Linked DNA regions of Homo sapiens: region 1 is linked to region 2. The links are chromatin loops, found by intact Hi-C in ENCODE. Cell type or tissue: heart right ventricle. All regions are shown on one strand. Links, peaks and the distances in the headings refer to the core of each region. The heading gives the core; the rest is flanking DNA.

Region 1 (12,052 bases), core at 1,417-9,416, 100 kb after region 2:
AAAATTCTATACAGTATCAATGGTTTTAGTAGTCATCAGGGGTGGGCCTTCTCAGAGGAAGTAAAGGCAGGCTTGGGTATCAGTCATATTTGGGGAGAAGATACAGATGTTGATAAACTTAAGCAATTGAGAGGAGAAAATAAACAAGCTTGATTCTTAATAAGTTATGCAAATCCACCAGAAAAACTGTTTTTCCAGACTTTTAAATAGTGCTGAGCGAGTGCTAGACACTATTTGTTCTATGAGTTTCAGACATGCATTAACTAACTTAATCATCAGAACAACTGTATGAATTAAATATGGTAACTTCCATTTTCTAAGATGGGGAAACTGAGGCATAGAAAGGTTAAGTAATTTGCTTACATTCATAAGCAAATACGCTAGTAAGTAGCAGACCTGCTGGAATTGAATCCAGGCTGTCTGGCACCAGAGTCTGAGCTCTTTAGCTCAGTTGACTGCCTCAACCATTATGCTACACCAGTTAAAAAAAAAAAAAATCTATCCAAAGGAAGGTGAGTGTGGTAGGAAGAATAATGGTCTCCAAAGACGTCTACATCTTAAACCTCAGAACTTGAGAATATGTGACCTCACATGGCAAAAGGGAATTAGCAGCAGCTGTGATTAAGTTAAAGACCTTGAGATGGAGAGAATTTCCTAGACTATTGAATGGACCCAATGTAATCACAAGGATCCTTATAAGAAGGGGGCAAAAAAGCCCTCTCTAGGGAGTAAGATGGAGTATTTCCACTTTCTGTTTCATACATTTCTATACAGATTACATTTTTGTTTTGTTTTATACAATAAATCTGTGCTGCTTCTATAATTGAGAAAATATCAAAGATTCCCACTTTGGGGAAACAACATGTCAAGAGCTTCGACTTCATTCTTCTCCATGGTCTGTCAAAACCTCATCACTAGCTGGGCACTGTGGCTCACGCCTGTAATCCCAGCACTTTGGGAGGCCAAGGCAGGTGGATCACGAGGTCAGGAGTTCAAGACCAGCCTGGCCAACATGGTGAAACCCCATCTCTACTAAAAATACAAAAAAAAATTAGCTGGGCATGGTGGCACATGCCTGTAATCCCAGCTACTGGGGAGGCTGAGGCAGAAGAATTGCTTGAACCGGGACCCGGGAGGCAGAGGTTGCAGTGAGCTGAGATCGTGCCACTGCATGCCAGCCTGAGCTACAGAGCAAGAGTCCATCTCAAACAACAACAACAACATAAAACAAAAAACTCAGCACCCGCCAGGTGCGGTGGCTCATACTTGTAATCCCAGCACTTTGGGAGGCCGGGGTGGACAGATCATGAGGTCAGAAGATTGAGACCATCCTGGCCAACATGGTGAAACCCCGTCTCTACTAAAAATACAAAAATTAGCTAGGCGTGATGGTGCGTGCCTGTAAGCCCAGCTACTTGGGAGGCTGAGGCAGGAGAACCGCTTGAACCAGGGAGTCGGAGGTTGCAGTGAGCCAAGATCGTGCCACTGTGCCACTGCATTCCAGCCTGGCAACAGAGCAAGACTCTGTCAAAAAAAAAAAAAAAAAAACCAAAAAACAAAAAACAACAAAAAACCCAGAAAAACAAAAACCTCGTCGCCATCTCCTGTGCTCAAAATGCCTTCTCCTTGATCTTGAAGGACATGCTCAGGCTGTCCCCATGCTGGCCTGCACCACACTTTCCACCAAACAGAATTCCTCCTCTTATTTTCTAGCATTTATGGAAAAGCCCCCTTCTTCCTGGAGGTACTTTGTGATAATTCTGAGTGGAAATGGCCCCCTGGAGAATCCTGTACTATGGACTTCTTCTTCTCCCACAAAGATTGCATGGTCCTCTTGGGCTCACTCCCTTGCCTGGCTTCTGCCCTCTATTGTAACACTCTGTGCAGGAACTGCATGGGACCTAAAGCTTCTAAACCCCTTGCTCTTCCTGGTACTGTCTTTTGTATCATGTGTGTTTAATACATATTTGTGGCTACTTCCTCCAGAAAAATAAAGGTATGCATCCCAAATAAAGGTTTGAAACCCCTAACCAATCTCAGAATAAAGCTGAAAGGTTGTAGGATAAACATTCTAACCCAGCTGAACTCAGGTGGAAACCCCTAACCAATCTCAGAATAAAGCTGAAAGGTTGTAGGATAAACATTCCAACCCAGCTGAACTCAGGTGGCTACAGCACCTGTCTGTAATCCTCTCCTTTATCCTTGTGAACGAATATGGAGAAGGAGTTCAACATTTCAACAGAACAGCTAGGTGAAATAGCTGAGTAATAGTAAAGAATTTGACAAAATGACATCTACATGGCTACATCACAGCAACCTGAGTTATGTTACCCTTGCTATAGCATCGAATCAAAATGGAATGGGTCTTTAGAAACCGTTGGTACCATCCCATTTTCTGCCAGTGCAGAAATCTATTCTAAACCCGCCTGATACATGGCCCACTGTTTTCATAACTGTTTAGATACCTTGGCTTGATTAATCTGGTGATAAACTGATTCTAGACATATATTTCCACTAGATTAGACATAATTTCTCCACATTACACTATCCCTCCTCCTTTTTGTTCCCAAGCAAATCTCATTCTCTCCACTCTAGAATATTATCTTAAATGCTTATACTTTGATTGAATTAGGCATGCCAGAGGCTATGGGTGAATGAGCCTCCACTCAAAATCCACCTGGGATCTATTAGCTTTTCAGATCCAAATCACATGCAGTCTGTTTTCACCTAAGAGGTTGCCGTGAGGGCCTGAATGCTATAAAAGGGAAGCAGAGGAGTGCGGTGGGATAACTCTGGAGGTGGATGGTAAGTGTGGGTTCCGGGGGTGGATTTACCCATTGCTGTCCAGATTCCCTGCGGCACATCCCTTAGCCTCTCTGGCCTCAGGACCCCAACAGTAAAGTAAGAAGGATGGAGTAGAGGTCTCAGGATGCCTTCTCGCTCTGACAGGCTGAGTCTGGCTAGAACACTGGGAGTCAGAAAGGATTAATACAGCAGTTCTTGAAATGTGATCCTGAGAGCAACAGCATCAGCACCCCCTGAGAACTTGTTAGAAGTGGAAATTCTGCCGGCATGGTGGCTTATGCCTGTAATCCCAGCACTTTGGGAGGTGGAGGCGGGAGGATTGCTTGAGCCCGGGAATTCAAGATCAGCCTGGGTAACATAGGGAGACCCCATCTCTATAAAAAATAAAAAATTAACCAGGCATGGTGGCACGCCTGTGGTCCTAGCTACTTTACTTGGGAGGCTGAGGCTGCAGGATTGCTTGAGCCCAGGAGGTTGAGGCTGCAGTGAGCTGTGTTCACACCACCGCACTCCAGCCTGGGCAACAGAATGAGACCCTTTTTCTTTTTTTTTCTTTTCTCTTTTTTTTTTTTTTTTGAGATGAAGTCTTGCTCTGTTGCCCAGGCTGAAGTGCAGTGGCGCGATCTTGGCTCAGAATGAGACTGTTTTTTAGAAAAATAAAAAAAGAAATATTCTTCCCCTTATCTCTGACGCTGAATCAGACTGAGGAGGGGGCCCAGCGATTTGTGTTTTAACAAGTCTTTCAGGTGATTCTGATGCATTCTGAAGTTTTAGAATGGCTGGGTTACTGTGATGCTCACTCAAAGGGGTAAATGTAATCAACCCTGATTTACCAGGGGACATTGCTCTGTATTTAGCTGGAGTTATTCCCGTTTAGTTTGTTGGGTCAAACAACTAGTTTGAAGAACGCAAGACAAGTCAGTTGAAAGCAAAAGGAGTGTCAGCTGAGGTCCTTGCCATCCCCAGTGGGAGGCATGGCAGATCCTCACAGCCAGGAGCAGTGAGTGCCACCATTCTAGGAGCTTATTGGTGGCCAAGGCCAAGTGTCAGTGCAAGCTGGAGAGCCCGTGAGCACAGGGGGAGCTTTGAGAAGGCATGTGTGGCATGCACCAGGGAAGGGCTGGTGTATCTCTGGGGATAAAGCTGAAGAATAACTGGGATTTTTCTTTTTCTATCCTCCCAAACATCCATGTTTTAGGATATTAATATGACTCAATAGGCTCCTGCCTTCACAATCATCAGAGAGGTAGGCAGAGGTGATTTTAATGCTCTCAGAGAGGGGACGTCACTTGTCCTGTTCACACACTTAGACAGCAAGTGGGCTCAAGCCAGAACCCTGGCCCTGATTTTTCATGCAGTCCGTTTTTACTGCTTATCCTTGATTGAGATCCTGTAGTCATGAGCAGCCCTCCCCCAGGGGCGTGGGAGACTCACCACAGCCAAGAGCCAGGAGGTGGGTTTGCCAGGTGAGCGCCATGAACATTCCTCCCATTGCAATGCAGGCCAGAGAGCTGTTGAAACCCCAGAGTCCAAAGTAGATGTCCTCAAATGGGGCTGAAAGACTGAGTCCTGTTAAGACAGGAGGGGTCAGAACTCAGGACTAAAGGCAGGATGTTCTGGAAGGAAACTGAGGGTGGGATTGAAAGTTAGCAGGAAGCATCCCGGGAACTCCCATTGGTCCCTAGGAAGCCAAGATCTCAAGGAAGATCTGGAGCACAGAAGATGCCTGAGGCAATGCATGGGATGGAGGAGGTGCTCAATATTTGGTAAGGGCTCTTGTGCTCACCCGCTGCTATGCCCAGCAATGATCCTATGGCAGCATGCAGGCACATGAGTGGGGAGGAGAGTAGGATGGCTCCCAGGAAAATGCCCCCTGTCCATGGATTATCACAGCCATAGATCTGACCAACTCCCACTGGTATAGATTTCAACAACTGCAAAAGAAATTTAAGAAAAATGAGGCTACCAAAACAACTGAACAGAAACCCACAGGACACCCACAAACTCCTACAATGTAATTTTAGATTGGACATACCTTACCTCTTTCAAGAACAGTGTTAATACCATTTAAAATTCTCTCTCTTTGATTACAGAAAAATCCCAGTCATCCTTCAGCTTTATCCCCAGAGATACACCAGCCCTTCCCTGGTGCATGCAACACATGCCTTCTCAAAGCTCCCCCTGTGCTCTCCTGCTTGCACTGACACTTGGCCTTGGTCACTGTTAAGCTCCCAGCTTGGTGCCACTCACTGCTCCTGGCTATGAGGATCTGCCTTGCCTCCTACTGGGGATGGCAAGGACCACAGCTGACACTTCTTTTGCTTTCAAATGTCCATCAGTGTTGAGGGTGATTTAATCTATCCATGCATCCCTATGTTCAATAGAGATTATTATCACTATGCAATTTGGATGCTTACACTAAAGCCAGAGACCCAAAGCCAGGTTATCTTGTCCACAATTTAGAAGTAATTTTTAGCAAGTTTGTGAATTTACTTTTCTGTCATTAAGTGGAACATGTATTCATTTAAACAAAGATATTTTTAGCTTATTCTAGTTATGAACAACTGTCAAGCAGGTCTCAAAACACAAAAATACATGGAAATGTCATAATTCTACTTTCTGGCTGAGGCCTGAATTTAGTTATTCTGTTCACAGAATTGCAGTTCTCAGGAGTGAACAAGGTTTAACTGAACCTAACAAGTGATCATTCTTTACAGCTGAACTTCTGGTAGGGCTAGGATAGGCATAATTAGCCATAGCATGTCCCTTTTGAGCAAGGCCATTTACTGAAAGATGTTTTCCTCAGTTCCCATCTTGCCCTCTCCACCATTGCTAGGTCGTGTATGTACCAAAGACCTTCTGGAGGCAGTGACTCTACCAGAGGGAGCCCCAGCTTTGGCACAAGGGGAAGTGTCTTCTCCCCTCTTATATTAGGCTGAGTCTAACATTGGCTAAGGGCACCAGACCATAGTGTGAGTTTGACTCTACCCTAAGATGGACTCTAAATTCTTCCAGCCCATGCTGAGTCTTCATGTCTAGACATTTTGCTATTTCTAGACCAGGGAACTTGGCAAAGATGGCATATGCTTTTTTTGTTTGTTTGTTTGTTTTTGGACTTGGCTGCAGAACTCTCTCTCAGGTAGCCATAGGGTTGGGGTTGGTGCTGAGGATGGGCTGTTCATTCAGAGTGAGAAGGACAAGGCTTCCCCTGCCCCAGATCAGCACTGTGCAGGATAACTTTCCGAGATGATGGAATAGTCTGTATCTGTGCTGTCTAATACAGTGGGTCCTAGCCACGTGTGGCTATCAAGCACCTGAGATGTGGCTAGAGAGGTTGAGGAACTCAATTTTTAACTAATCTACATCTAAATTTATATAGCCACATGGGGCTAGAGGCTCCTGTGTTAGTGCAGTTCTAGATCGATTAATGCTATTTTATACTGTTATTTTTCATGGGTAGTTCTAATGAATCTTTGATTTTTTCCTTCTGAATTATTTCCAGGTGCTCCCTTTAGTTTTCTGGCAAGAAGCTAGGGAGAAGGTGACTTGAGCTCCTCGTGTGTTTTGATCACTCAACAAAGAAGACAAAAGGGCGTTTCATAACCTGACAGTGGGAGAGCACATTAAAAAGGTAAGGTTTCTTTGGTTTTCTTCTAATTTCAGGTGTTCTCTTGTTCTTGATAATCCAGAAACCTTAAACATATTTATTACACACCAACAGGAAGAGCTGGAATTTGATTTGGGTTAACCAGGTTTTAAAAAATACAGAATCTCTTTATAGCCATCTTTAAAGAGATACATAGGATTCACCCCTTGATACAGTGGTTCTCAAACTCTGGCCCGCATCACAATTTGGGGAGTTTGTTAAAACAGGTTCCAGGCCCCACCCTTAGAGATTGTGATTTAGAGGGTCTGAGATGAAGCCTGTTTGGGTATTTAAAGCTCCCCAGGTGATTCTGATGCCTACCAAAGCTTGGGAACCCTAAATTATTGTAGATGTTCTATGAGCTATGCCATAAGGAAAAGCAGAATAGAGAGGTTCTGTCAGAAGCTCTAAGAGTAAGCATCCAGTTTTTTGATTGGAGGGAGTAGACTATGGAAGATTTAAAACCAGGCTGGAGGCCACATGCCTTAAGGGCTGGCTCCCATCACCCCCACCCCCAAGCTTACGATAGAGTGACTCCCAGTGGAACTGTACTCTGGGGTTAGCACTGTAGATGTTTAGGGGAAAAGGCAGAAAAATCAGCTTGACTAAATAGTAATTTTAAAAAATCCCTTAGACCCTAATGCTCTGGAGTAGAACAAATGCTTTAAATGGCAAGATGAAGGCAGAAAGGCCACCATAGTCCTGAGCATCTAGGAGACTCTGACACCCGTGGACAGTTGACCAGGAGGCCATTGCGTATCTTGCAGAGCCAGGGCGAATGTGAGAAGCCAGTGTCTCTTACCTCCAGGGCACTGAGGTCAGACCAGGAGATATTTGGAGCTGTAGTTATAGGTATGACCAGTTTGGCTGGAAAGAATGGATTGTAATGTCCTGTGGCTGAAAGGTACATTGACAACGCCATGTTGAAAGGGAGGGTGAAGACGGGGAGGTCCCATTTGCTGAGCATGGAATTCAATGCACTTGAGAAAATTGGGCTAAAAAAAGAACAGAGCAAAAGAATGTGCATGTGACAAAGCAGGCTGACACACGGAATCGCTATACTCTGGAGGGGCTTTGTTTCACCTGCCAACAGGCCCCTTACGTGTTGTGTTGGCACATTTGCCACAGAAAGAAAACTTGGGATAAATCCTATTATAGAGGCAGTAAATATTACATAAAGTAAAAAATCAACTCTCAGCTTATTTGGCTTTTGAAAAATTCTACTCTGGGGTTGCTCAGAGTGAGCTATATATTGAGATTTTAAAAATATTTTTGAAGTACTTATGACATACAAAATAAAATATTATCTACATAGTTAAAGTCCCCTTTGTCCCTCCACTTGCTCTTATGTCCCTCCCTCCCCACTAGAGGCAACCCTGATTCTGATTTGGCAGATATTATTTCTTTAATATACCTATTTTTGGAAAAGAGAAACAATCGTTCAAGGATGCAGGTAGTGTGAGCTGGAGGAAAATGATATCACAGTTGGTGGGGCAGAGTGTGTGTCCTTGAGCTGTTGATAAATTGCATGACCTAGGCAAGGCGCATCTCCTTAGCCTCAGAGCCCATAAACTGTGGGGCTGGGCTGCATGGTCCCGAGGTCCCTCATAGGCTCTCACTTGTTGGCCCAATCAAAGAGCCATCACTTAAAGACCAGAACTCCCATTTTCCTGGATTGTGGAAGGGAGCGTGGTGAGCACTTACAGGCTAGGCCTCCTTCCCACGAACCTATTCTTCAGAGCAGGGCCCAAATTACTTCCTGAAGAGTTTAGCTCTACAGGTAGGTCCTCGTCCACACACCCGTGGGTACAGTAAGGGTGGGCATCCCTTCTGCAGACACTGCCCACAGCAGGCTGTGCTTATTTATGTGCATATTAGTATTTTATATTTAACTACAATATAGAAAGAAGGAAATCTTTGTTTCCAGAAAAAGGATGTAAGACATTGTCAACATAAAAACTAGTTTGAAGGATTTGGGTTTGAAAAAAAAGGAATTCAGCAAAAAAATTTTTTCTAAGGGAGACCTGGGGGGCAGGTGGGTAAGGGGGAATTCACGTAGGCACAGTGGTTCTCCCAGCATCATGTGGGAATGCGTTAGAAACGCAAATTCTCGGGCCCCACCCCAGATAGACTGCATCAGAAACCCTGGGGCCGGGGAGCAGATGCCTGTGGTGTAACAAACCCTGCAGGTGATTCTCATATTGCTCAAGTTTGAGAGGCAATGATGGAGGAAGTGGGTCTCAACTTTGGCTATACTTTAGAGTCATCTGGGAAGCTTTAGAAACTCCCAAAGCCCAGGCGCTACCGCAGACCAATGACAGTAGAGTCTTGGGAGGGAGGAGTCAAGTGTATGTGGGGGCCACGTGCATCAGTGTGTTTCTACCAAAAAGACACCTGCACTCGTATCTTCATTGCAGCACTGTTTCCCTTCCCCATGGAAGTGTCAATGTGCAGCCACCTCTGGTTGAGAGGTATTAGTGGATGTGTAGCCAGATCAGACAAAAGGCCAAATAACTGGTTGTAAGGAAATATACATCTTTTAAAATGGTTGTTTCTGTTTCCAATAGACAGAATCTACTGGAATCCAATTTTAAATTTACCATTTTAACTGTTTGTCCTCCTCCTGCTCCTCTTCCTCCTTCTCCTTGCCCTCCTGCTCCTCCTGCTACTCCTCCTCCTTTCCATCCTTCTCCTCCTCCTCCTCCTCCTCACTTAGCCCAAGCAAGGAGGTTCGGAGAACTGGAGTGCGGTGACGCAATCATAGCTCACTGCAGCCCCTAACTCCTGGGCTCAAGTGATCCTTCCCCCTCAGCCTTCTGAATAGTTTGGACTACAAACAAGAACCACCGCACCCGGCTAACCATTTTTAAGTGTGCAGCTCAATGACATTAAGGACAATCACATTGTTGTACAACCATCACCACTATACATTCAGAGAACATATTTCATCTTGCAAAACTGAAACTCTGCCATATAACAACTCCCATTCCCTCCTTCTGCCATGTTTTTTTTTTCAAAAAGGCATTTTGAAAACCAATTGTAACTTACCAAGTCATGGACATAGCACATACAGGGAGTAACAGCCACCAGAAATAGTCTCCCTTGTCCGAAAAGACAGCCATGAGTACTCCCACCAGGGTGGCATTGTAGCCATAGAGCCCAGATGCTATTAATGACCTGTGGGGCAAGAGACACAGCACGGACATTTCCTGGGTGAGCTTTGGTTGCACTTGCACATAAATAACACTAGTAACTTCCAGATCATATTCATATTAAAAAATGAGATTATATTTGGAAATGTATTTCAAAGTCTACGTAAGCATCGTACAAAAACTAATAAAGACATGAAGTGAAATATACATAGATAAAAATATAAATGTGCATTTAGATCAGTGGTCCCCAGCCTTTTTGGCCCCAGGGACAGGTTTCATGGAAGACAATTTTCCATGGATGGGGAATGGGGGATGATTTCGGGATGAAACTGTTCCACCTCAGATTATCAGGCATTAGATTCTCATAAGGAGCAAGCAACCTAGATCCCTCACATGCCCAGTTCATAATGGGGTTCGCACTCTTATGAGAAGCTAATGCTTCTGCTGATCTGACAGGAGGCGGAGCTCAGGTGGAAATGCTCACTCGCCCACCGCTCACCTCCTGCTGTGCGGCCCAGTTCCCAACAGGCCACAGACAGGTACCTGTCTCCAGTGCAGGGGTTGGGGACCCCTGATAGAGAATGACTCCCTCTACAGGTGTCACGGCTAAAGACAGGTCTACAGTGGCTGAGAGGAAAGGGGAGTTTAGTAAGGCAATCTGCTCTGTTTTCTTTTAGCCTTTCCTTTGGAAAGTTATTCTTTTAAATCAAGAGCCTCTGACTTGAAGAGCGCTTTTAGCATATGAAACTGTTGCTTAAGTTTGATTTCTTGGTGAGAGATATAAGATTCCTGAAATGTAAATTCACTTTCACAGTGTCTTTGATCTTATCAACATTAATCTTCCAGGTTAGTATACATTTTTGTGTCCTGATGCTTCTATTTTGTTGTCTCCAAACGCACATTTCAAAGTTATTGCAAAGAAGAACAATTGCTTTTCTCTTACTTGGAGAAGTATCCCATTTAATTATGTGCATGTTGAGCACCCAGTTCTTTCTGAGGTTACTTTTTGCTTAGTATTCAATCTCATTTCTTCCCCGTCTTCTTCTCCTTCTTTAGATTGAGGGGGTACATGTGCAGGTTTGTTACATAGATGTATTGCATGATGCTGACTGAGGTTTGGGCTTCTATTGAACTCGTCACCCAAATAGTGAACAAAGTACCTGATAGGTAGGTTTTCAACACTTGTTTCCCTTCCTCTCCTCTTTTGGAGTCCCAGTTGTCTACTATTTCCATGTCCGTGTTTACCCAGTGTTTAGCTCCTAATTGTAAGTGAAAACGTGTGGTATTTGATTTTCTGTTACTACATTAATTCACTTAGGATATTGGTCTCCAGATACATCCATGCTGCTGCAAAGGACTTGATTTCAATCCTTTTTATGGCTATGTAGTAGTTCGTGTTGTATATGCACCACATATTCTTTATATAATCCACCATTGATGGGCACCTAGATTGATTGACCTGACAAGGCAGGATTCCCACAGCTCTGAGAGTTGGCAACGTCTGGCACCGTGAAAGGCACAGGATCCACTTCCCAAGGGCCTGTCACTCAAGGATGATGTCTGTAGGGGGATGGGGGAGTAAAGATGGTGAAGTGAGTAGGTGAGGCCTAATGCTGGGCTCGAGCAGGAGGTGCTATAGCCAGTGAGCCACACTGCAGGGGCTGGTAAGGGATAGTGTGACAGCTGCTTCTTGGCTTGTTTCTAACTGGGCCAGGAGGCACCATTGCAACAGGCAAGATGATGTCACGTACATTAATCCAGATGAACATTAAATGTGGGGTTCCCTATTCAAAAGTTCTTTGTTTCCCTTAAATAATCCTTGAGGGCAAATGGGAGGTGATACAATTTGCAAAGGTACAACTCAGAGACTGGGACTACACATGACAGTAGAGAGCCATGCAGACTTGTCCTCTCAACAACTGACTTGGAGATGTTAATGCTTGAGTTTGATCAGTGGAAAATTAATGGCAACATCTACAAATTGTGGAATGCCATAGTTAAAGCCACAGGAAGACATATATTTACTTAAAACAGAGAATTTCCATTTTAATGCAGTCTTTTCAGACCAAGGAAAGTAAAACATTTGAAACTAACACATATAAATGACTTGTCTTCTAAATAATATCTGACAAAAAATGAGTTGATCATGTTTCATCAGAGCAAAATCATAAAGGAATATTCAGTATGGCACAATTATAGACTCCATCCCCAAACTGAGGAGACCTTTTCTTGGCATGCATTGGAATAGAGTTTAACCTAAGCTATAAAATCCCCTTCTACAGGGAGCAAATCAGACTCCTTGAAATTGATAGAAAAGTGGAGCATTTGCTAACTCTCTCCCCACGGACCTCTTTAGGCAATTTGCAGCCAGTGTTACAAGAGCTTAGTTGTGTAATGACCACACTGGGGATTGGGATTATGCGTTGATCTCAGACACCTGGAATACTGG
Region 2 (12,052 bases), core at 2,096-10,095:
TTAAAGGGGGTGCCAGCTGGCCGACCCTCCTCAACATGCTTCCCACAGCCTCTCACTGCATCTGAAACCATGCCAACAGAGGCATGTCTCTCTGAGGAATGGCGCTTCTTCCAGTCCCAAGAAGCCCTCTTCAAAATGCAAGTACCGCAGAAGGGTATGTATCAGCTAGCACCAGCTGATTACCTGGCACCGTTACACATCTGCACCATCATGCCAATGCCAGGTGCACCCAGAGCTGCAGTCTCAACCGTTAGCTTAAGAATCACCTGGAGTCAACTGCTTCCTGCTTAGAAACAACAAACTTCAAAAGGACATTTTGAAGACAGTCGTGGAAATCTGAATACGGACTGTAAAATGATACTGCATTCATGTTAATGATCTCAAATGTGGTAATGGTATTGAGGTGATAGAGCACAAAGCAGATACTTAAGAAATAATTCCTATTGCAATTTTTCTTGGCTGTGAAACTGGCCTCAAAGACCAGGCAGATGTTCCAATACACACCACTCCTGTGTCCTTAACTTCTTCCCTGGTCATGCAGGACTTTCCATAGAGGTGCCCCAAAGCATCCCCATACAAGGAGGTACACAAGCCTGCTCCTGTGACCTCTTAACAGCTCAGACAGGCTCCTGGATGAATCCCAAGGTTAATTAGGAGCCACCTCTTGCCCTGGTGAAGGCTCTGGTGAGGAGTGGAGCTTTGCAACCCACTGGCCTGCATAATAACTTGTGAAGATCTTGTGAAGATCCCTTGACCTTCAGACCGTCTCCCTGGAAAAAGCATCACTGCCTCTTTTTTAAAAAACATTTTTAATTAGTATGGGTATATGTATTTATATATTTATAGGGTACATGTGATGTTTTGATTCAGGCATACAATGTGCAATGATCAAATCAGGGATTGGCGTATCCATCACCTCAAGTACTTACCGTTAAGAACATTCCAATTCCACTCTTAGTTATTTTAAAATATACAATAAGTTGTTAACTATAGTCGCCCTCTTGTGCTAGCAAATACTAGATCTTATTCGTTCTAACAGTATTTTGTTCTCAGTAAGTATCCCCACGTTATCGCCCGCTCCCTGCTATCCTTCCCAGCCCCTGGTAACCATTATTCTATTACTCCATGAGTTCAATTTCAACTTTTTTTAGCTTCCACATGTGAGTGCGAACATGCGATATTTATCTTTCTGTGCTTGACTTATTTCCCTTAACATAATGGCTGCCAGTTCCATCCATGTTGTTGCAAGCGACAGGATTTCATTTTTTTTTTTTATGGCTGAATATTTCATTGTGTGTTCATTTTCTTCATTCATTCGTGGATGGACACTTAGGCTGATTCCATATCTTGGCTATTGCAAATAGTGCTGCAGTAAACATGGGAGTACTGGTATCTTTTCAATATACTGATTTCCTTGCTGACAGATACCCAGCAGTGGGATTACTGGATCATATGGTAGTTCTATTTCTTTTTTTTTCTTTGGAGACAGTCTCTCTGTTGCCCAGGCTGGAGGACAGTGGGGTGATCTCAGCTCACTGCAACCTCTGCCTCCTGGGTTCAAGCAATACTTCTGCCTCAGCCTCCCAAGTTGCTGGGACTATAGGCACGTGCCAGCACGCCCAGCTAATTTTTGTATTTTTAGTAGAGACAGAGTTTTACCATGTTAGCTAGGCTGGTCTCGAACTCCTGACCTCAAGTGATCCACCTGCCTCGGCCTCCCAGGGTGCTGGGATTACAGGCATGAGCCACCACGCCCAGCCTATTTTTAGTTTTTTGAGGAAACTGTACTGTTCTCCATAGTGGCTATACTAATTTACATTCCCACCAATAGTATATGGGGATTCCTCTTTCTCCACTTTCTCATCAGCATTTGTCATTGCCTGTCTTTTGGATAAAAGCCATTGTAACTGGGGTGAGATGTCTTGTTCATGGCCTCGTTATTCCCCTAGCCTGTGGCCCTTTCCTCTTGCCAGCTTACCTGGGACCCAGGCATGCCTCCCTCCTCTCCCTAAGCCCCAAGGACCACAGGAGCTAAGGTGATCAACAAATTCACCCTGAGGTGTAAATAGGGAAGCACCCCTCCAAGTCAGCCTGCCCGCGTTAGGGCAAAGGGGGTGAAGTTGCCAGTGCGTTTGGACTTCGCACGCCCTGAGAGGCTGCAGGTCAGAGAGGTCAGAGCTGTAGCTGCTTTACGCACGGACTCTCCGGCCAGACCTCCCCTCAGGTCTCCCGGCTTCAGCTCCTGAGACAGTGGTTCCCAGATACCTTGAGAGAGGGGAGCCTGGTTTCCATTTCCTAGGGGTCCCAGCTCAAGGCAATGCAGGGCAGCTGATGGGGCAAGAGTTGGGCAGAGGGTGTGGGACAGTCACAGTGGAGATCCCAGGGGGCATGGGGTAAAGGCCCCAGGCCTCTCCCTGCCACCAAGTTTCCAGGATTTGATGTTCCTCTGACCACACGTTTGCACAGCCCCTGCCCCAGGCTTGCTCTCTGGAACTCTGTGTTCTCCGTGACACTGCTGCAGGGGCCACACTTCTCCAAGAACTGACTGCACGTCCAAAGGTCACTCTGCAAAGAGGGTTCTGTCATGCCCCTCATGAGAAGATGGCTTTGTACTTTCCAAAGCCCCTTCATATCCATTATTTCCTCAGATCTTTGTAGTCCTCCCAGCCAGGAGGGAAGAATATGATTGTCCGTGTTCAACAGTAAATGAATTGAGACCCAGAGAAGTGAAGAGAGTGTCCCAGGTCCACACAGCAAGTCGGTGACAGAGGAGGACAAGACTGGGCCTCCAGGCCCTGTAAACAGTTTCCTGTCTGCTTTACTATAGCAGGTGTTCTAGGTAAGAAAGGGCAAGGGAACATTTCTGGAAGTTTCACGCTCAAGCTAATGCGTGTACTCTCTCTCTCTCTCTCTCACACACACACACACACACAGACGTATGCACATTTACGAAATGCTGGCAAAAATATCAGGGAGCTCCGAAATGGTTGTCCACATAGGAGGCCAGATGAGCCTCCTTGAGCAGGGTCTTGACCTTGAGCAGGGGAGGAGCCACCCAGCTGGGGGCTGCCAAGGTGCCCGAGAACCAGGACTGGCTGTGCCAGCCAAGCCTCGCACTGGCCTTTGTTCTTTACAGTGCTGAAATGGATGTTGGTGGCTGAGGGACTCCTCACGGTGAGCACATGGTGGCTGGTGGGCTCCGGGGGTTCATCTGGCTCAAATTTTCATAATTGGACTCCTGGGCCTGGGACCTGTGGACAGGAGAAAGTTGAATGATCATCCAAACAGGTGGGAGGTCCACAACTGCCCAAACTATATGCCAGCAGTGGGCCAAGAAGAGGAGACATTCTGGGGAGCAGTGCGGCTGGAACCGGCAGGGCTCAGAGATGAATGGCATCGGAGGCTGGGCAGAGTCAGGAATAGGGAGGGGCCCCCAAAGGCCAGGGCAGCCCAGACCATAGAGTTGCTATCTCTGTCTGAGGCCTCAAGACTGGCTCCATGTCCCTGACCTACAAATCGGAATCTCCGGCCTGGCCTCCTGGTCCCCAACTGCTTTCCTGACTTCCCCTAGGACATCTCAGTGGGAATCTCAAATCTCAATGTCCACTGTGCTACGCATGACCCTCACACCCGCCCCACTCTCTTCTCCTCTTGTCTTTATCTCAGGAAGTGGGACCCAGGGCTCAGGCTCCCAACCCCGGCAGCCTGGCTCCCTCTCACACTGTGTGCTGCCCACTGGGCTCTTGGGCAAGCCCTGCCTCCCGTCTACCCACTTCCCCACCGCCACCCCTGCACCTTTGTCCAAACAGCCAAGCCAGCCTCAGCCTTGCCAACGGCCTGCAACCAAGTCTCCTGGGCCAGCTTGTTCTGATGGAGCCATGCGTCCGCTTAAAACCATTCAGTGACTTCCCATTGCACCCACAATAACCCCCACGCCTTTCCTGCCTTCCTCCCGTCCACCCTCCAGAAATGCCTGCCTCCTTTCTGGGCCTCACCTGAGTCTTTCTACTTGCCTTTTCCTCTCCCGGGCTGCCCCTACTGTCCCTGTCTTACGTCCACACTCTAGTGGGGCTTGCTCTCTGGAACTCCACCGCTCCTACCTGCCCAGGCCCCAGCCTCCATCCTCAGGTCCCCTCAATGTCATGTCCTCCAAGAGAACTTGATCTAAAGCAGCCTCAGCCCAGCAGCGGGCCCCCTCCCCAGGGAATCTGCTGCATCACGTGTCCATTTCCTTCACAGCTCTTACTTTACGATGTCAGGTGGCGTGTTTCCATATTTATTAAAATTCTCCACAATAGGATATGAGTTCTGTGAGGTCAGGGATCTTGCTGTGTCTTTAGTACCAGTGCCTGGTATGCAGTAGGTACTCAATAAGTATTTGTTAAATGACTGAACAACGGTCGGCTTTCAGATTCAGGGGCGTTGGTGCGACAGTAAATCAGCAAACAGGGACACAGGACAGGTTGTGGGACTGTGGAGAGATCGGCAGGCAGCTGATGAGTGGGGCCACCAGCAGTGTGGCACCTCCAGCCTTCAGGGCACAGGTGGGTGGAGTTATGGGAGTGCCTAGGCTCCTCCTCCCACTCCTACCCTCTGCCAGGATCAGGCCCAGCCTGTACAGGGTCTATGAATTGAGTTCTTTCTCCTTCAACACCAGCCTTCACATGGGTGGATGCCACAGAAGAGGAGAGTATGACCCAGGAGTCAGTGATTTCCTAGGGGTCTCTGGGCCCCTCACCTAGGCTCTCAGAACCTCTAGAGATTTTGTTTGCAAAGCCTTCAGCAGAGTGCCAGGGGGGAACGGGGATGAGTGTCCCCAATGTGGTTTTTGTATGAATCTGCCTGTTCAAGAATGTGGAGGGGAAACTACAGGAAGAAACACAGCCTGGAGTCGTGGGGGAGGAGCAGGTCAGCGAGGCTTGGTCTGTCCAGGGAAGACCTTGGCAGGCTGCAAGAGGGGTGCCTTGGTGGGCTGCAAGGAAGGCCCAGCCCCTGGTCAAAGTAGGACCCCAGCCCCAGCCCTTTGCCATTTATTCCTTCTCCTGCCTGGACCCCCTGGGTGATGAGGACTAGGTGGGTGGGGTAGGGTAGGGTGGAGGCGGGGAGCTCACTTACCGTGGTGGGGTGTCCGGGGTGTCCAGATGCTCTGTGGGAGGGACAGCAAGAGAGCAGGCATGAATCTCCACCGCAGTCTGCAGCCTGTGCGCCCACCCCCACCCATGCCATGTGGAAGGGGTCTCGAGGAAACCACTGTTTTTGAAGCAAACAGCAGACTAGCAGGGTGTGAAGCTGTGCCATGGAACCCTGCTGGGGAGTTAGTGAGGAGAGGGGTGGACTGAGGAGCAATCCAGTAAAAAGTCCGTTCTTCTGAGCACCCTGAGCACAAAACACTTGATGAGTTCCAAGAAACGGGCAAGAAAGCCATTGTGGCCACAGCAGCAGCCAGGGCCACTGTGACAAAGTCTGATCTCACTAGAGTGTGAGCCTAGTGCTATGGACCTGGGGGTTCTGAGGGGCTCCAAGAAGCTCCCTCCCTCTCTGGGGCACAGGGCAGATTTCTGATCCAGATCAGAGACAGCAGGAGTGGCAATCTCAGGACACCCTGTTAGTCAATCCACCATGATCTCTGCTAGGAAGAGCGTTTCTCCTTGTTTTCCTAGCTCATGCCTACTTACATATTTTTATTTAGCTCTCCCAGCACGGCTTGTGTGAAGCCTTCTCCAGATGCCCCACCAGAGGGAGGCATACCTTCCTCTGGCTTCTGCAGAGGTAGGGTTGAGGAGAGCCCTTCTCATAGCACATTGCAATGATCTGTCTACCGCTCAGCACGCACTGCAGGGCAGGGGACCATGCCATATTCATCAGTGTATTCCTAGCACCCACACAGCACATAGTAGGTCCTCAGGAACGGTGCTATTTAGGAAGGTCTGTAGTCAGAGCCCCTCCAGAGGAATCGTTTACCGGGTGGTAGCAAAGGGACGGCTCTAGAGTTAACCGGGTCTGGGTCTCTATATCTCTGTGCTGCTATCAAAAGGCAGGTTACTTAACCTCTCTGAGCCTCAGCTTCCTTATTGCAAAATGGGATTTTTTCGTGCTGGTTACACCTGCTGGGCTTCATGCAAAGAGAGGAAAGCGCCACGATGCATAGGGCAAAAAAACCGACATTCTGGCAGTGCCAGGGGGTCAGCCAGGTGGTCTTATCTAAGAGCAGAGAGCCCCGGCCCGGCCCCTCGCGGCCACCCGTGTCTGGGGCGCACCCACCTGGGCGGCGGCGGGCAGCGCGGGCGGCCAGGACCCCGAGCAGCAGCAGCGCCTTGAAGCCGAGAGCGCCGAGCAGGAGGGCGACCGTCGAGGCCCCGCTGGCGCCATGGAAGCGGAACAGGTAGACGCTGGCCTCGGAGCGGCCCAGGCTGTTGGCGGCCGTACACGTGTAGCGGCCGTCATGGGTCAGTGCGGGCAGTTCGGCGGTCACTAGGTGGCCGTGACCCTCACGCGGGCTCCGCACGGCTGCCAAGCTGTTGCCCAGGGCCGGGCCGGACCAGGCGAGGGCGGGCGGCGGCTCCCCTTCGGCAGTGCAGAGCGCGCGGAAGGCGTGAGCCGGACTGGGCAGCACCGAGATGTTGACGATCCGCGGCGCGGCTGCAGGGGAGAAGGCGGGTGACTGTCACAAGGGCACCCCTCCCCTTAGCCCTTTGGACGCCAGAGCCGGAGGGGTGGGGGCTGGTCAGAAGGGAGGAATGGGCACTTGGGTGCCAGGCTGCCCCCGTCCCAATACAGATGTGGCCTTGGGCGAAAGATTCTATCATCTCTGCTTCTGCTTCTCCATGTGTAAAGTGAGGATCATGATAGCAGTTGCCTTAAGAGGTTGCTGAAAAGATTTGGCAAATTCATGCTTGTGGGTGCTTGGACTAGGTCCCGGCTCCCTAGCAAATGCTAAGTGGCCATTATTGTCGCAGAGCAGGGTGGGGGCTAGAGTGGAGAGCCACTGCTCTAGGGACGGGACCCTGGTTCAGGCATCTTTGTATATCAGGGTCTGGCAAAGTGCTAGGCACTACTTGGTGGGCTGTCTGTGCACCCCTGGGTAGAGGGGCTGCGAGTGTCTTTCCGGGCTGGTAGCACACACCACATTGCACCTCTTGGCATATTTAGGATTGCCATTCACTTGTCTTTCTCGCCTCTTCGTCTGAGAGCCACTGGGGACAGTCACTCTACGAGAGTCACGGCAATGCCTATTCCCGGGCCCACCTCAGCCCTTCCTGGGACCTGGATTCTGCATTTGTGTCAAGCTCCCAGGTGGTCCTAAACTACCCCCAGGTGTGAGATCCCTGGGGTAGAGGAGAGGGCTGGGTCTCGTTGCCCTTCCTGGCTCAGCACAGCGCCTGGCACCCACGTAGCCCTTGGGGCGGGGCAGGCGGGAGGGCGGGAAGGGAGGCCGGGGACCCGCTCCCACGCCGCCTCGCCTGTCACGTGCAGCCGGACGCCGTGGCGGCTCTCGTAGCGGTCATGGACGTCGCCGGCGAACTCGACGCGGCAGAAGTAGCGGCGGTCGTCAGCCAGGGCGAGGCGCTCGACGCGCAGCGAGAGGTCGTTGCGGCGCGGGTTGCCCAGCAGCCGGAAGCGGCCGTGCAGGCTCAGCGCCGTCTGGCAGAGCTCGCTGCCCCGCGCCGCAGCGCAGCGGAACACCTGCGGGCCCGCATAGGGCTCGCCCGCGCGCCAGATGGCCGTCAGCGGCCCGTCGTAGTGGCGGTGCGGGTGCGTGAAGGTGCAGGGCAGCACTGCCGCGTCGCCTGCCTCCGCGCTCACCTCGGGTGGCACCTGCATGGACCAGCGCTGCGCTGGCGAGCCTGAGGGCGGGGCGGGCTGCGTCAGGCTCGGGGCCCTGGGGTCGAGGCGCCCGCACCCGGGGCCTGGAAACCCCACGACCCAGGAAACGCTCCCCCAACCCCTAGCCTGGAAACCCCAGGACTCAGGGATCGTCCCCCACTTCCAGGGGAGCCGGAACCCCACCTTGTGACTTGAGGGGCAATTCCTGGTGCCTGCACCCCCAGGGCCTGCACTCCCTCGACTTGGGAGTGCCTGCGTTCCCGCGGCTCTTCCCTGGGACTATTCCCCTCTTCGTTTCCTAATTCACCTGCAGGCCCCTTGACCCCATATTCTTACCCTTAGTTTTTCCCCATCAAAACCTGCCCTGTGGAAAAACCCTGGGATCTCGTGGTTAAAACAGACTCCCAAGATCCCCGAGATGGTGATAATAATAAAAGCACTTACTGTGCACCTCTGTGTTGAGCAAGTTCTCCGTAGTATCTATTTTAGTTCTCACAAATGAGCCTACAGATAAACACAGTTAACCCCGGGTTACACGTGAATAAACTGAGGCTCAGAGAAGTTGAGTAACTGAAGTCACACTGCCAGCATGAGGCCAAGCCAGCGTTCAGGATCGCCTCACTCTACAGCCTGCATTCTAGTGCACTAGAGGCTGGGAACTTTGGGGCTTCTCCGAGGACACCAGCACTTCCACTTACAGAGAGGAAACAGCCCCTGCGAGGGGGCAGTGTGTTTGGAAGCTAATGCGTTGAGTTGGTGCATGAGATTCCTCTAGAATTCAGGTATACCCAAGTGAACTGTGCCCTGACTGGCTTCCCTAGTGCCTGGGCAGGGAGGGAGCTGAGAGACCAGAGAGGTGGGCTGTTTCACTGCCTCCTTGCTCTGTGCAAGCACCTCTGAACAGTTTCCCCATTCCCCACCTTGTGAACCATGGATGTGTGGTTGAGCCAGGGTCTGGAAGCAGAGCTCTGCCTCCAGCTCACAGAGGGCTGGTGAACTGCAGGGTGTGTGTGGTTGCCTATGTGTGCTGCTTTGGGGGAGAGGGGAGCGCGCCTCAGAGGATAAGGCCAGGGGTGGTGCCTCCCAAGGAGAAAGGGCAGGCTTCTAAGCCTGCCCAGCCGGTGCCCCAGGGTGCAGTTCACAAAAGGATCTTTAGAGGAAATAATACGGCAGCTCTTGTAGTTCCAAAGGGCTTTGCAGTTTACACAGTGCTTTCATAGATACCATGTCATGTGACCCTCAAAGCACCCAGTGGAGACAGGCAGGGCAGATATTATTAAAGGTGAGAAAATGAAGGCTCAGAGTCACACAGGTTGAAGATGGGAGAAATATGACTTTTCTGACCCCAAGCCCAGTGCTCTTTGCTTTTTGAGGTAATTTAGCCCAATTTGCTCCTTGGGCAGGAGTCTTCTCAGCCCTAACCCATCGCTGGCAGACCATCCTCCATGGGGACCATCCATCTATGAATAATCACAGGTCGGGACATTCCTTCTGCACAGAACCAAAATCTCCGGCCGCCCACAGGACCGCCATTGTTCTCTGGTGTGTGCACATCGCTTTCTCATGATGGCCCCGTGCAGGGTCTTGTCATGACTATCCTGGACCCATTGAGCCTTCTCTTTTCTGGTGGAAAAATCCCAGTCCCTTTCCTGGCCTTCCTCATCCTCACTGTCCTCTTCCTTCATTGTAGTGTCCTGAGCCTGGGGGCTCCAGGTGTGTGCTCTAGGTGTGCTGGACCTGCAGTGCCGTGAGTCCCACAGTGCTGCCCTGGGCTGTGGGAGCTGTGCCTGGAAAAAATCCCACTGTGTTTCATGCCCAGCTTGCCATCAGGTAAAAGTGTTACTGGATGGTTCAGTTCCAGGTTCTTGGTGCCACAAACAATTGGACATGACAGAAATAGCAAAGCAAAGCATCAAGAGTGTATGAAGTACAGTATCACACCCTTGGAGTGGGAGAGTGACTGACCTCTACGAAATGAGATCAGCACCAGTTTGTTACATTTCATGGCCTTTTATTTTTTCTCTTCTCTTCCTGAGCTGCCTAATCTCTAGCCAGCATCTGCCTTTTGATTGATAGACTGCTTAGTTACTTTGGCCCTTGTGTGCTTGTGCGTTGCCTCCATCCCATAATTTTAAGTACATGCATGAGATGCAGTCCATATGCATGAACCTTAAATAGCTAATTACCATACAGGGTCATTTTAAGTATACTTTTTCTCTCTAGTGCACATGCCCATCTCTGAGAAGCTTACCTTTACTGGTCTGGTCTGGATCTTGCCGGCCATGGGGTCTCTTACTTGCTTATCTCCCTTTTGTTTTGGCTGCTCAACTTCTGCTTCTTCTCTTGCTTTGTGTTCACCTGCCCCTTCACTTCCCTCTACTATTCTCCTGCCTCAAAACTACAAGTTCTTTTTTTCATACAACCTGCTTTTAAGCCTAATCTCCTTTTTTTTTTCTGGACAAATGTAATTACATTTTTGAACCCGAGTGGAGGACCTAACATTTTATCTCTAGAAAGAGCTTGTTTGTTCAGTTAATCATCAAAGAACCTTGCTCCAAATTTGAGAAACCCTGTCTGAAGGATTGGCTGGTTCAGTCAGTACTTCTAGATGCAGAAAGCATCTCTCCAATCTTGAGGTTGAGCCCCAGCCTTAGTTTCCCTGCTATTTCTCACTTTCTGTGACCTCAGCCTCCTCTGACCTCTTGCATCTTGCAGGCATCACAGAGCCAGGCACAGATTCCCCACATATTATTTGCTATCGTGCATTCATCAATTCAGCAAACATGTATTGGACACTTCCCCACTTTATGCCAGGCACTGGGGTACGAGCTGTGGTGACAAAGGTGGACAGGATATCTTATCAGCCTGCTGGGGCTTGCAGCTTAGAAAAGGAGACAGATTTGTAGGCACATAATTACACTACAGTCTGCCAGATGCCGTAAAGATGGGCATGAACAATATCCCTTCTGTCTGAATATGGCTTCTGGCCATGTCACTCACCAGCTCCTCCTCTTCATCCTCAGGGTTCCACTGAGTCTTTCCTACAGCAGGGGGCTTCCCTGAGCCCCAAGCCTAGGGCTGGCCTCCCTCCCCTGTGCCTCAGAGCTGGCATAGGTACTTCCTCAATATGAGCATTGCCTTTGAACTGTGTGTCTTGTCCAGACACTCAGAAGCTCTGGCAGGGCAGGGACCACATCTATCTGGTTCTATTTGTGTTGCTGTTGCCCAGCATGGTACCTGCCTCTCAGTCACTGACATTGGATTGATTTGCTATGTGAGGACAGAAGGGTGGGTGTCCAGGCTGACAGGAGAGGGTAGGGGTGGTTAGAGTAGGGGTGTATTAGGCAGGCAGGGATTGGAGAACCCTTGAGAGAGGCGATGTCACTTCAGCAGAGCCTTGAGAAAGGGAGGGGACTGCACGAAGCCTTGAGGTAGCATTCTAGGCAAAGGGAACAGCAGAGCAAAGCCACAAGGCGTGGACATCAATCAGCATAGAGGTTGCCAGGCATGAAGGCGTAATGAGGCCAGAGCACACAGTGCTCTGCGGAGTCCTCATCTCATTAAAAACAATACTCTGTCATGTGTCATGTTGCCATGGATTCATGGGTTTTTTTCCATATTTCCTTTACTTATCTTGGTTAATTTGTTCACCTCTGTATCAATACAGCATGTCATGTGCTTCATTACTACAGCACTCTAATGAATCTGGATGGTTCCCCACCTTTTCCCTCATATTCGGTCCTATATATCTATACCTTGGTCTTTGCCCTTTTATAGAAATTTTAGTTTATGAACTAACAGCAACAGCAACAATAATGACAGCAGTAAACTCTTTTTGAGAATTTGCTTGGTTTGCATTAAATCTGTACGTCAGGATATAATTCTCAATGATATCCTCATCTCATTTAAAATGCACAAGAGGCCGGGCGTGGTGGCTCATGCCTGTAATTCCAGCACTTTGGGAGGCCAAGGTGGGCAGATCAGTTGAGGTCAGGAGTTCCAGACCAGCCTGGCTAACATGGTAAAACCCCGTCTCTACTAAAAATACAAAAATAAGTGAGGCATGGTGATGGTCCCCTGTAATCCCTATGCAGGAGGCTGAAGCATGAGATTGCTTGAGCCCAGGAGGCAGAGGTTGCAGTGAGCTGAGACTGCACCACTGTACTCCAGCCTGGGCAACAGAGCGAGACTCTGCCTCAAATAATAATAATAATAAAATAAATAAAAG

The links. A loop is a pair of places that touch in the nucleus more often than their neighbours do. Peaks named below come from ENCODE experiments on the same cell type or tissue, not always from the same donor. Only the 100,000 strongest peaks of a DNase experiment are listed, where the experiment ranks them.
Region 1: it touches region 2 in a loop (2.8-fold over the local background); 58 of 110 quality-filtered maps call a loop at or near these places.

Annotation. Positions count from the first base shown.
Region 1 is chr18:45,731,850-45,743,901 of GRCh38, reverse strand. SLC14A1 (solute carrier family 14 member 1 (Kidd blood group)) reads right to left here. Exons shown (of 10, transcript NM_015865.7): 5 at 9,500-9,628; 6 at 7,254-7,446; 7 at 4,592-4,739; 8 at 4,240-4,374. LOC105372093 (a long non-coding RNA gene) reads left to right here. Exons shown (of 10, transcript XR_935423.3): 6 at 6,308-6,436. Among named protein-coding and RNA genes, the nearest start is that of SLC14A1, 14 kb to the right of the region's middle. In heart right ventricle, for the core only: a CTCF peak has its summit at 5,094; a DNase peak (open chromatin) is centred at 3,801; H3K4me3 peaks cover 3,377 bases; H3K27ac peaks cover 2,281 bases.
Region 2 is chr18:45,833,305-45,845,356 of GRCh38, reverse strand. It overlaps SIGLEC15 (sialic acid binding Ig like lectin 15), which reads right to left. Exons shown (of 6, transcript NM_213602.3): 2 at 8,269-8,328; 3 at 7,461-7,844; 4 at 6,262-6,639; 5 at 5,116-5,146; 6 at 1,263-3,251. The coding sequence ends at 3,170. It also overlaps a transcript of EPG5 not described here. Among named protein-coding and RNA genes, the nearest start is that of SIGLEC15, 14 kb to the right of the region's middle. RefSeq lists an enhancer at 6,514-7,015. In heart right ventricle, for the core only: CTCF peaks have their summits at 5,725 (motif pointing right) and 7,563; no DNase peak of the experiment used is centred there; H3K4me3 peaks cover 1,887 bases; H3K27me3 peaks cover 4,847 bases.